Linked DNA regions of Homo sapiens: regions 2 and 3 are each linked to region 1. Evidence: read pairs that join two places in POLR2A ChIA-PET (ENCODE). Cell type or tissue: MCF 10A. All regions are shown on one strand.

Region 1 (4,000 bases):
ATATTTATATATATTTTATAATATATAATATATATTATTTTTCCTGTAAGTGATTCAGGTCGAATTTCTGTCATTGGCAGCCAAAAGAGTCCTGAGCTCACTAAGGGGCTCAACTGAGCCAGGACAGGATACTCTGGGACTTCTAGCAGCACAGAGCACTAGCTGGTGCTTGGAAATGATGTTTCCTCTGCTCTTGGCTAGCTGGAATCCCCAGGCCAGCATCCCCAAGATGAAATGTGCCCCTCCCTTTAGAAGGCAAGAATTGATGACAGTGAGTTTTTTGTTTGGTTTGGTTTGAAGTAGCCCAAATGTCCCCTTCCTGCCACGAGGGCAATGCAGCTTCTATCTTACAGCATCTGGGAGGAGCCATTTTTATGGCCTGGATCACTGAGACAGGAAGAGGGAGAGCAAACCGGGGGTTGGCACATTCCTCCCAGCTGGGTCCGGGGAATGTGGCTATTAGGAGAAGGACAGCCACCACAGCAGGCCCCTGTGATGAACCACACCTCCACTTTTGCACACCTGATTCCTGGCTGTCAAACCCTGCAAAGAAGGTCTTATCCCCATTTTACAAAGGAGGAAACTGAGGCAGAGAGAAGGGATGCAACTCGCCCAAGATCTATAGCTGGGAAGTTGTGACACCAGGCATTGGATTTCTGACTGCAGAGCGTGAATTCTCTCATGCCACGTTCACGGAGATAGGAGGGACACGGGGGAAGGGCGTTCAGGGCGAGGTGGACGGAGGCTTGGCATTGTGCAGCGATGGGGCAGCTGGCGTGTCTGCTGTGGCCGCAGCAAAGAGAGGAGGGCCTGGGTGTGGAGTGGACACTGACCAGGCGGCCTTGCTCCGCTCAGATAAATGAGGTTTGGCATCCTGCCGGGCCATTCTTTGGTGGCCTCTGTGTAAGCTGAGGCCTGGCTGTCCTGAGCCTGGCTTCTGGCTGCTGGTGAGTGGCTGTGGACCGTCTCCCGCTTGCCAGCATCGCCTTTGGTGCTTGGCTGGGTAGACAGAAATGAGTCACACTCCCCAGTCCTGCCCAAGCTCTCCCTGCCTCTGACCGGGGCACAGGCTGCCCGGTGTAATCCAAAATAAGCAATGTGTGGCCCCAGGGGTTGGGATGGGCAGGGAGGAAGCCCCATTAGGCATTCCTGTGAGGACAGCGTCCCTGAGCTGGGAGGACCCCGGCAGCTTTAGGCTGGTCAGAGGACGGCATCCGTCAGAGGTCTGAGTTCGGAGATTGTCCGTGCCTCCAATTAGCCACGTCGCCCTGAGCAAGTCCCCTCTGTAGCATGGAGCAAATTGATCCCGGAAGAACCTCCCAGCCAGAGGCTGCTTGTTAGTCCCCATCTTTCAGGCCCCCAACGCTGTTTCACTCCGGCCTTCCTGTGGGCTGGCTCTCATCTTACCTCTCCACTCTGTAGCTAGCTCAGGTCCTACCGGTAAACCCTTGCCTCCAGCCCCAACATGGTTAGCAAGAGCCAGGTTCTCTTGCTTGCAACCCCAAAACCCTAGCTGGAGAAGCAACTGAGGCATGTTCCGTGTCACTCCACCCGTCCCACTGCCCATGTAACCGCCAGCATCCCGAAGGGGCCCAGCGTGCTCAGCCTTGCATTGCACACAGCGTGTTCTGCCTAGTCCCATGGCGGCTCAGAGCCCACCCCAGGCCGGAGCCAGGCTGAAGGAATCCATGCTGGCGGCACGGATCCAGCACGGGAAGTGTCGCGAGAAACGCTCTGCAGAGCCTGAGCGGGGAGCTTTCCAGAAGTGGGGTGCGGCCACATGTGTCAGAGCTGCTGGGGAGTGCCAGGCAGGATGTGATTAATGTCGGCCGTGGGTGTGACAGCCAGCCAGCCCTCAGCCTCATTGTCAGAGTGGCTCGAACGCAGCCCCCTTTCCTCTCCCCACCCCTGCTCGCAGCACCCACCCCTGCTATGTGTGGCATCCCCTCTCCTCCCTCCAAGTGTACTGATCCACGGTGCCAGTCACTTAAAAATAGCATCCTACCCGAAACGTAGGCATGAGACGGAACTCCAGAAAAGGAGACAGCACCCCTCTTGTGCCTTGGAGCACGCAGATTCTTGAGCAATCTGTCCCTGGCGCTGACAAGGAGGGCCTCTCGCCGGCGCCTTCTGTTCCACTGGGGAAGGGAAAGCCCGTGTTGTAAGTCCCCCCATCTAAAGCCGGCATCTCAGCTCCACAGGGCTGGTGTGCTGGGCCACAGGGCTGCCCAACCAGGGTCACTCTCTCCCTGCCCAGGGGCTGGCCTGAGAACCATACCCTCGCCCTTCCTCACCCTCTCTGCTTCCCGCTGGGGGAGCCCTGGCATGAGATGTGAGAGAGGGCGGGGAGGGAGGCTGGGGTACTTATCCCCTATCTTTCTCCCTACAAGGCCAGCACAGGCTGGCCATGACCTTGACAGAAAATCTCAGGTCCCTCCACCTTCCACCCCGCCTCCATCCCTCAGGGCGCGTTGGCCCATCGAATTGCGTTCCCTGCAGACTCTATTGTGCGGCATGGTGGGTAATAGTGAAAAAAAAAACCGAAGGAGCCAAAATGTCCAAAAATAGAGGTCAATTGAGCTAATGACAACACTGGCACTGAGGAATCCTTTGTGGAAATTAAGAAGGATCTTTTAGGCTGCTGTGTTTCTTTGAATCTGAGAAGCCATCATTTGTTATTTGTATTACCAGTGTCATCATAACCCCCATTTTTGGGGGGAAAAAGAAGAAATAGCTGGCACATTTCTTTCGACATTGATTCTAAAACACATCCTTACTTCGAAACATTACAAAGTGAAAAAATATGCAATATGGTAAAATGTAATGATTTGGAGAATGTGTTCTCCATGTATTTTTAAGTTTTAAAAAAGTGGGTTAAGATACATTATGCCTGGTATTAAGAAAAAACTAACATGTCTATACATACATAAACTATCCTCATTCAACAATGACCAGATCCTATGAAATATACATGCATACACACCCACAGGAAAAAACCAGGAAGGACAGCTAACAAAAGGCCAGCGGCGCGGATTGCCGGGCCATGGGGCTACATGCACTTTTAGTTTTCTTCTTTGTATTTTTCTATTTCCGATTTTCTGATTTTATAAGTAGACAACTAAAATAATAATCGCTACCACTGATTATCTCCTTTCCACCTATCAGCACTTAACCTGTGCTGAACGCTTTGTAATGACGATCTCATTCATGTCTCCAACACCCATGGGAGTAGGAATGCTGGTTACCAGCTGTTCCACACACTGGGAAACGGAGGCTCAGGCAGCTATAAAGCAATGGAGCCGGAACCCAAACCCTGGTCATTCTGACTCCAGAACCGAGGCCCTTAACCATTATATTCTAGACACAAACTTCACCCTAAGGGTTTGCACCTTTTTGAGAATTTAACGCCATGTTGCAAGAGGGCACCCAAGGAAAATGTCACCCCTTTGCTGGCCAGGCAGGGACGCTGAGATGCTGACCACAGAGAGCCAGCCTCACAGCACAGCCTAAACAAAGGCCCAGGGCTGCAGGTGAGGACCTCCAAGTCTCTCTGGTCCTGAAAAAGCAACGTGTCTTGTGAGCCAATAAGGAACCCCTTGGATGCCAGCCGGGCTGACGTAGCTCAGGGCATCTCCGAGGCACTGTCAGCTGAGGCAGGACAAAGGAAGGGGATGTTCCCATGGCACCACGCTATGATGCCTTGACAAGGCCCCCTGCACCCTGTTTTGTGGTTCATTCTTATTTTGCTGAAAGGAGCTCTTCCGCTTCCTCCGAGATAAACATTCCTAACATCATTTCTTCTGAGCCGGCCAGCCAAGAGAACAGCTGGGAGCTCTCCGAGCACGGGGAGAGCGTGTTCATTTTCTGGAACTCAGCTGAGAATCTTTTCTCCAGGAGACCCCAATAAGCCATTGCAAATAAACAAAATGAAGTTGCTGGGGAAACTGGCGGCCAGGAAGCTAGAGCTGGTGTAGCCCTGGGGAGAAGAATGGAGTCAGCC
Region 2 (4,000 bases), 64 kb before region 1:
AGGCTGGAAGTGCTGGGATTTTTCGCCCCAGGAGCAGCCCTCGTCCAACAACAAACGGGAGTCAAGGTTTGCGGTTTGTCCTGCGACTGCCCCCTGCCCCCACACTGCAGCAGGACAGAGCCCCAGCTGCTTACTGCCACATCTCGGCTGGCTCCTTCCCTTCCCCACTGCGCCCCCACTCTCCCACTGTGCTTCTTGGATCCCCTCCCGACAGACTCTTTCTACTCAGATCCCAGCTCCCAGGGAACTGGCTCCCCAGGGAATCCAATCTAAGACAGCAGGGCCAGCCTCTGACCCAAGAGAGGAACCGCTTTGTCATTAGTAAGAATGAATAATAATTTAGAAGGAGAATGAATAACAAGTAGGAGACCTTCCCAAGGCCACTGCGCCAGGCACGGCGAGATTTCTCCTTCTCTAGGGCTGCACGTGGCCCTGGTCCAGATTTTAGGTGACTCACATGTGCGTGTGTGTGTGTGTGTGTCATAGTGTGTCTCTGTATGCATGTGTGTGTATACATGTGTAATGTACATATGTATAGATATATGTATGCTTGCATGTGTATATACGTATATATATGTGAATTGTCCCTGTGTGCATGGCTGTGTATGTATGTGTATGTGTGTACTGGTACGTGTGTACATGCATGAATGTGTGTGTGTGTATGTATTAGTGTATGTGTGCATGTGTGAGTTTGCACACCTAATAATATCAAGTGCTTATCATGAGCCCAATATTGTTCTAAGAGTTTTATTTTTTTAACCCACTTAATTCTCACAACACTATAATTCGGGTCCTACAGTCATCCCCATTTTACAGATGAGGGAACTGAGACTCTAGAGGCAAAATGGTTTTCCTATGACCACACAGGTGGTGGCCAGTGGGGCTGGGATGCAAAGCCCTCTGGCTGGCTCTGCACCCACCTCCTCCTGAGCCTCCAAGGCAGATCCTGGAGATGTGAGCAGAGCTGTTTCCCCTGAGCCACACGGCAGAGGGACGCTCTGGCCCATCTTTCCCTTGGTTCTAGCTCCTTCCCATGCTAGGAAGGCAAGAAGGCCAGCGTGTATCTAGCGCGTGTGCTCATGGCACAGTCAGGAGGAAGCACTCCAGGAGACAGGCAGCTCCTGCAAGCTCACGGGGCGTGGGTGGTGTGGGAGACCTGGAGGCTCCAGAACGCCTGCCCGCAGCCTGGCCTCGGAGGGGAGGGGGAACCCCATATGTCCTCCAGGCTGCAGAGGCCTTTCCGTTTCAGCTAAGTGCTGGGAGCTTTGCTCCAAAATCACCCGAGGTCTGCGTAAGCTGCACGCCTTCTTCGACGGCCGATGGCTGGCAGGGCCGGCTCTCTGGTCTGAGGCAGCCCTGCCCCGGCTCTCGGGCTCGGCCGCTCTCCAGGGCACCTCCCGCCTGGCCTTGGCTCTTTCAGGGGAGCTGCCTTTGTTCTCCCGAACCTCCAGCTTTAGTGGGAAAGAAAAGGGCCAGGAGGGACCCACAGGCCGGGAGGAGCCTCCCACACGTATATTTAGCTGGAGCTGGGCTGCCGCCCGCCTGGCTCCAGGCCTCATCTGCCTGCTGGAGTTGGATCATGGGACCCAAGAGGAGCCGCCTGCGGTGACGCTGCTGACAGACAGACAGGCTGGCCGAGGCCAGAAATGGTATGTTTTGCAGCTTTTCCTGGACCAGAGGTCCCAGGACAGCGCTGGGTTTTTGTTGTTGGAAAATCAACTTGTTTTTTTCCTCCATTTGATTTTTGAAAATTTTGAAGATTAATGAGAAATATAAATCATCATACCGGAAAGCTGAGATCGCCTCTGCTCCACTATACAGCAAGGAAATGAACAGCTTCGCGCACACACAGCAAGGATGACTCTCACAGCACAAGTCTGTGTGCAAGAGGCCAGACCCTGGGAGGCTCTGTTTATGATGACTCAGAGGCCACAACCTTGGAAACTAGCCTGGGGCATTTGGAGCTGGGCTGGCCACCCTTGGGAGAGGAGGGAGGGCCTGGAAGGAGGTCTAGAATGTTCTATGCCTTAATCGGGTGCTGATTATACATGGGAATTGTGAAAATTCATCAAGCTGGACGTTCGCAATTTGTGCACTTTTCCGTATGTATGGGCAAATAAAATGTTTACTAATATTTTGCTAAAATTTTCCCCCTTTCTATTCTCAAGGAATCGTCACTATTAATATTTTGGGGTGTTTGCTTATACACATTTTTCCATGCATATACACATTTTTTTTCACAGAAAAATAAAATCATCTTCTACCTCCCGTGTGGTCACAGGAGGCAATAAATGCTGAAGCCACGCTGTGGGGGTCCCACGCTGAACTCTCCAGCCAAGCCACTCACCTCCTGAGTTGTTGTTGTGTGGGCGACAGTAGAACCTCTGTAGGTGTGAGCTCTTTAACTTGCTTTTTTCACTGAATCTAATGCAAACATCTTTCCAAACCAAGAACTAACAATTGTGCCTTACATACAAGGGAACCGTAAACACAGGGCAATGTCCAACTGGATCCTCTAAAATGTTTTTTATCCATCTTCAAGATGTAAATGTTTTGATTGTGGATGGAAAAGTCACATGAGTGCTTATAAAATATAATTCATTGATTAAATTAGAAATGCATTTTGAAATCAAAAGTGAGATAAGACAGGGTGTGGGGTAGAGACTAGCCAGTTGTTCATCAAATTGCTTCCTCTTACTCCTGACAGTACAGGTTGTCTCCATTTCCCAGCCTCTGTTGCAGTCAGGACAGTCACATGACAGAGTCTGTCCAATGAGATTGGGACATAATGGTGGGCACCGCTTCCATGCCTGGCCTTGGAAACTCCTCACACCCAGCCTTCCCCATCTTCTGGCTGGATGCCAGGAATCCTCCCCAGACACTGGAGCCTGGGTGATGGTGAATCCACCACAATGAAAGGGCCTGGGCCCTGAGTCACCATGTGGAAGACCACCCACACACACCCAACTAGAACTTGTGTGAAGAAGAAACCCATGGCGCCACCTCTCGTAAATGTCTGGGTTGACGGTGCAACAGTTGACTCACCCTCATGCAATGCATTAATTTAGAAGACATGCTTCTTCCACTTCACATTCGGGTCCCTTTACTCACATCCATCACCTGTGTCATCAACATTGGTGCCGTTATCTTCAAGAACCACTTCTTGAGTCTTCTAATTCTGTTTTCCAAAGCACATCATCTTCTTTTCACTTCTGAGTTCTTTGAGATTTTAATCCACTCGGGGCACTGTTGAGGGCCATTTTATCAAGACACAACTCTCTGCCAGGCACGGGGCTCACACCTGTAATCCCAGCACTTTGGGAGGCCAAGGTGGGCAGATCACTTGCGCTCGGGATTTTGAGACCAGCCTGGCCAACATGGTGAAACCTCGTTTCTATAAAAAATATAAAAATTAGCTGGGCGTGGTGGCATGCACCTGTAGTCCCAGCTACATGGGAGGCTGAGGTGGGAGGATCTCTTGAACCCGGGAGGCAGAGGTTGCAGTGAGCCAAGATCACACCACTGCACTCCAGCCTGGGCGACAGAGCGAGACTTTGTCTCTGGAAAAAAAAAAATATGACAGGTTTTATTCCGCTCCTGCCGCACGCGCCCCCCCCCCAACACCCCTGCTTTTTGACTTGTAGGCTTGAGTTCTGCTCCTCACGACCACTGTTTCTTTTTTTTCTTTTCTTTCTTTTTTTCCTTCCTTTCTTTCTTTTTTTTTTTTTTTCGAAGACAGGGTCTCACTCTGTCACCCAGGCTGGAGGCAGTGGTGCAATCATGGTTCCCTGTAGCCTCGACCTCCTGGGCTCAAGTGATTCTCTTGCCTCAGTCTCCTGAGTAGCTATGACTACCGCCGCCCACCACCATGCCCAGCTAATTTAATTTTTACTTTTTGTAAAGAGAAGGTCTTGCTATGTTGCTCAGGCTGGTCTCAAACACCAGGGATCAAGTGATCTTCCTGCCTAAGCCTCCCAAAGTGCTGGGATTACAGGGGTGA
Region 3 (4,000 bases), 300 kb after region 1:
CATCAGAACGCAATTAAATGAGCCATGTGAAATCAAACTCCAGGTCTCTGGGGTCTTGAACAACCCCTAGGATCTAGTAGGTCTTAACGAACTTTTGTGAAATGTATAGATGAATGTATTTGGGCCCACATGTGAAGAGGGTGGACTTTAAGGTGGCAGATCTGAAGTCATTTGGCAGATAACTCAGCATGACAGGCATAAGCCAGCACCTAAAGAGGACAGAGGGTGTGGGTGTGCACCAGTCCTGGTGTCAAACCCGCGATTTTCCAGCGGTGGTACCAGAGGTAGATCTTATAACCTCTGTGGGCCTCAGCTTCTCATCTACCAAATGGGAACAGTGATTCTACCTATGCCTATGAGGGTTTTTGTAAGAAATAAATAAGTGAATGTAGACAAAGTGCATAAGATTAAATGTGCATGGTAAGTGCTCAGTACATGTTAGTTGCTACTATTTCTAGAAATATGATGCTGATAGTGATAATGATGGTGAGGGTGATGATAATGGTGATGATGATGGTGATGATGATAATGGTGGTGATGATGGTTGTGGTGGTGGAGGTGGTGATGATGGCAGTGATGATGGTGAGGGTGATGATAATGGATCACGATGGTGGTGGTGGTGATGGTGATGGTGGTGGTGATGATGGTGGTGGTGGTGGTGATGGTGGTGGTGGTGATGGTGATGATGGTGGTGGTGATGATGATGGTGGTGGTGGTGATGGTGGTGGTGATGGTGATGATGGTGGTGGTGGTGATGGTGGTGGTGATGGTGATGATGGTGGTGGTAGTGGTGGTGATGATGATGGTCATGGTGGTGGTAATGGTGGTGGTAGTGGTGGTGGTGATAATGATGGTCGTGGTGGTGATGGTGATGGTGGTGGTGGTGGTGATGGTGGTGGTGGTGGTGGTGGTGATGGTGATGGTGATGGTGGTGGTGATGGTGATGGTGGTGGTGGTGATGATGGTGGTGGTGGTGGTGATGGTGGTGGTAATGGTGATGGTGGTGGTGGTGATGGTGGTTGTGGTGATGGTGATGGTGGTGGTGGTGATGGTAATGGTGGTGGTAGTGATGGTGATGAGGTGGTGGTGGTGATGGTGATGGTGGTGATGATGATGGATGATGGTGGATAATGGTGGTGGTAGTGATGGTGATGGTGGTGATGGTGATGGTGGTGATTATGATGATGATGATGGATGATGATGGTGGTGATGATGATGATGATAATGGATGGTGATAATGATGGCGAGGGTGATGATAATGGATGATGATGGTTGTGGTGGTGGTGATGGTGGTGATGATGATGGTGAGGGTGATAATGGATGATGATGGTGGTGGTGATGGCGATGGTGGTGGTGGTGGTGATGGTGATGGTGGTGATGATGATGGATGACGGTGGATAATGATGGTGGTGGTAGTGATGGTGATGATGATGGTGACAATGGTGATGATGATGGTGAAGATATATTATGGTAATGGTTATGATGATGGTTATGATGTTGGTGATAATAAGTGTTTCTTGATAGGCTGAAGACTTTGACAGAATATATTATTGCATTCTAGGAAGATGTGAAGGAATTCAGCCACTCCTGGATGTTTTCTCTGCTTACTGCTGAAATGCCACTATTGAGTCCTTTATTGGGACTCAGCCTCATAACCCTCAATCTCCAAATGTATTATTTTTTCCTTTATGATATTGTCTTTACCTCTTGTTTAAGAAATCTTTCTCAAAATTTATAAAGCTATTTCCTGTGTTTTCCTCCACATTTTTAATTTTTTTGCCTTTCATATTTAGTTATTTAATGTATCTGGAGTTTACTGTTTTTCTATGAGTTGAACTAGGAATTTAGTTTTTATTACTTTATAATGGAATTCCTACTTTGCCACACCTCCAAGTATCCTTTAGTGCTTTTTTGTTGATCTGAACAATTTCCAGATTGTTAGGGGTTTTTTTGTTTTATTTGTTTGTTTTTTTGAGACAGAGTCTCACTGTGTCACCTAGGCAGGAGTGCAATGGTGCAGTCATGGCTCACTGCAGCCTCGACCTCCCAGGCTTAGGTGATCCTCCCATCTCAGCTTCCCAAGTAGCTGGGATAACAGGTACTCATCACTATGCCTGACTAATTTTTTTTTTCTCTTTGTAGCGATGGGGTCTTGCTGTGTTACCAGGGCTGGTCTTGAACTCCTGGGCTCAAGAGATCCTCCCACCTCGGCCTCCCAAAATGCTGGGCCACCATGCCCACCCATGAGCCACCATGCCCAGCCCATTTGTGCTTTAAGACATTGACCATGTATCTCAGTATTGGAAAGACAGCTTGTATCTTGTACTCCGCTGTGTGACTTATTTGAGTAACTTTGCTTCTCTGAGCCTCAGTTTCCTCATCTGTAAATGGGGAGACTAATTGAGTCCTGTCTACCTTTCAGGAGTACACTGAGGGCCACATGACATAATATATGTGAAAGTGCTTTGCAAACTGCAAAGTGTTTTGGAGGCTTCTAAGTCATGTGCTGGTGACTTTTGGCGAACCTTCTCTCTATGAGATATGTGTGTTTCGGGCTAGTCATTAATCCCAAATGGCCAGAGGAAGGGGGCTTTGAGCTCCATGGGCTTTGAAATTCCTTCAAGAGTTCTGTGCACTTTGTAAGTTATAGGCTGGCTCATATTATGCAATGGTTGTGACTCGTATTTTTTTCTCATGGGCCTACGTGGAGACGGTGTGCAGAATCTCGAGTGATGTCACGTTGGGGGTTGCAGGAAAGATGTCTTACACACTCCAGAATCTAATCCTTCATTTCCATGTTGAATAATAGTGACAGTGTCTGCCATTCACTGAGTGCCCTTAATGTCCTAGTCACTGTATGTGTGTTAACTGCAAAGTAGCTACCATTATCCCTATTTTACAGATGAGGAACCTATGGCATGGAAATGTCAGTGTGAAGGGGCTTTCTCATGACCACAGAGCTTGGAAAAGGCAGAGTTAGGAGTGGGATTCATGTTCTGTGACCCCAAAGTCCATGTTCTGTTTAGGGTACCATGCTGGCTTATCTGGTTTTTGTTCTCTGCCAGCCAACTAACATCAGTAACCAACCAACTAATGAACAATGATCCACCCACCCAACCAACTACCCAACCAACCAATCAGCTCATCAACAACCAGCCACCAACAACAAGCCACCAACCACCAACCATGCATGTTAGCATCAGTCATGTGCTCAGCACTGAGCTTCGGGAGGGAGAGGACATTCTGTCCCGGTCCTCGAGGAACTATGGGTCTGTGCCCTATTGCACTGCATTCTAGAGGTGCGTTCAGCGTCCTCGGCTGGATCGTCGCTTCTTTGGGGTGGGAGTTACAACCTGGTGGCCTCTGTATTGTTAGTGCCCAGCACAGGGGCGTGTGGCCGTCTGGGACAGGAGTGGGTGTGGGGCTCAGTAAATATCACACACACACGCTCTCACACACTCACCCTCTCACACACACATGCACTGACTCACACTTACGCAGTCTTCACACATACACACACACCTGCACTCACACACATTTATGCATTCTTCACGTACACATATACTCACATTTACACATACACACATGCACTCATACACTCACACACGTGCACACAAATTCACACACATGCACTCACACTTATGCAGTCTTCACACATACACACACATGCACTCACACGAATTCACACACACATGCACAAACTCACATTCACACAGCACAATCTCACATTCACACACACACATGCAGTCACACAAACACACATATGCACTCATATGCACTCACATATTCTCACATACATATGCACTCACACACACTCAAAACACATTCAGCCTCTAAACATGTCTGCATGCATGCATTCGTCCAGAGTCACGCTCATACGCTTGCACACTCCCTGTCACACTTTCACACACACATTGATTCTCAATTTCACACCCTCACTCTCACACTCTCATACACACATTCATGCACGCTCTCACACATACTTTACCTCTGTCTCTCT

The links. ChIA-PET counts read pairs that join two places held together with the same protein. Peaks named below come from ENCODE experiments on the same cell type or tissue, not always from the same donor. Only the 100,000 strongest peaks of a DNase experiment are listed, where the experiment ranks them.
Region 2: POLR2A ChIA-PET joins it to region 1 with 8 read pairs; 1 of 35 experiments calls an interaction of 5 or more read pairs at or near these places.
Region 3: POLR2A ChIA-PET joins it to region 1 with 6 read pairs; 2 of 35 experiments call an interaction of 5 or more read pairs at or near these places.

What each region holds. Positions count from the first base shown.
Region 1 is chr16:87,515,784-87,519,783 of GRCh38, reverse strand. No RefSeq gene overlaps it. Among named protein-coding and RNA genes, the nearest start is that of ZCCHC14-DT, 24 kb to the right of the region's middle. RefSeq lists an enhancer at 328-925. In MCF 10A, no CTCF peak of the experiment used is centred here; DNase peaks (open chromatin) are centred at 1,103, 1,723 and 2,033.
Region 2 is chr16:87,579,945-87,583,944 of GRCh38, reverse strand. LOC124903749 (a long non-coding RNA gene) reads right to left here and starts at 1,961. Exons shown (of 2, transcript XR_007065171.1): 1 at 1,787-1,961. In MCF 10A, no CTCF peak of the experiment used is centred here; DNase peaks (open chromatin) are centred at 1,584, 1,914 and 2,884.
Region 3 is chr16:87,219,096-87,223,095 of GRCh38, reverse strand. The region is part of intron 2 of LOC101928708 (a long non-coding RNA gene); the gene reads right to left. Among named protein-coding and RNA genes, the nearest start is that of C16orf95, 96 kb to the left of the region's middle. In MCF 10A, no CTCF peak of the experiment used is centred here; no DNase peak of the experiment used is centred here.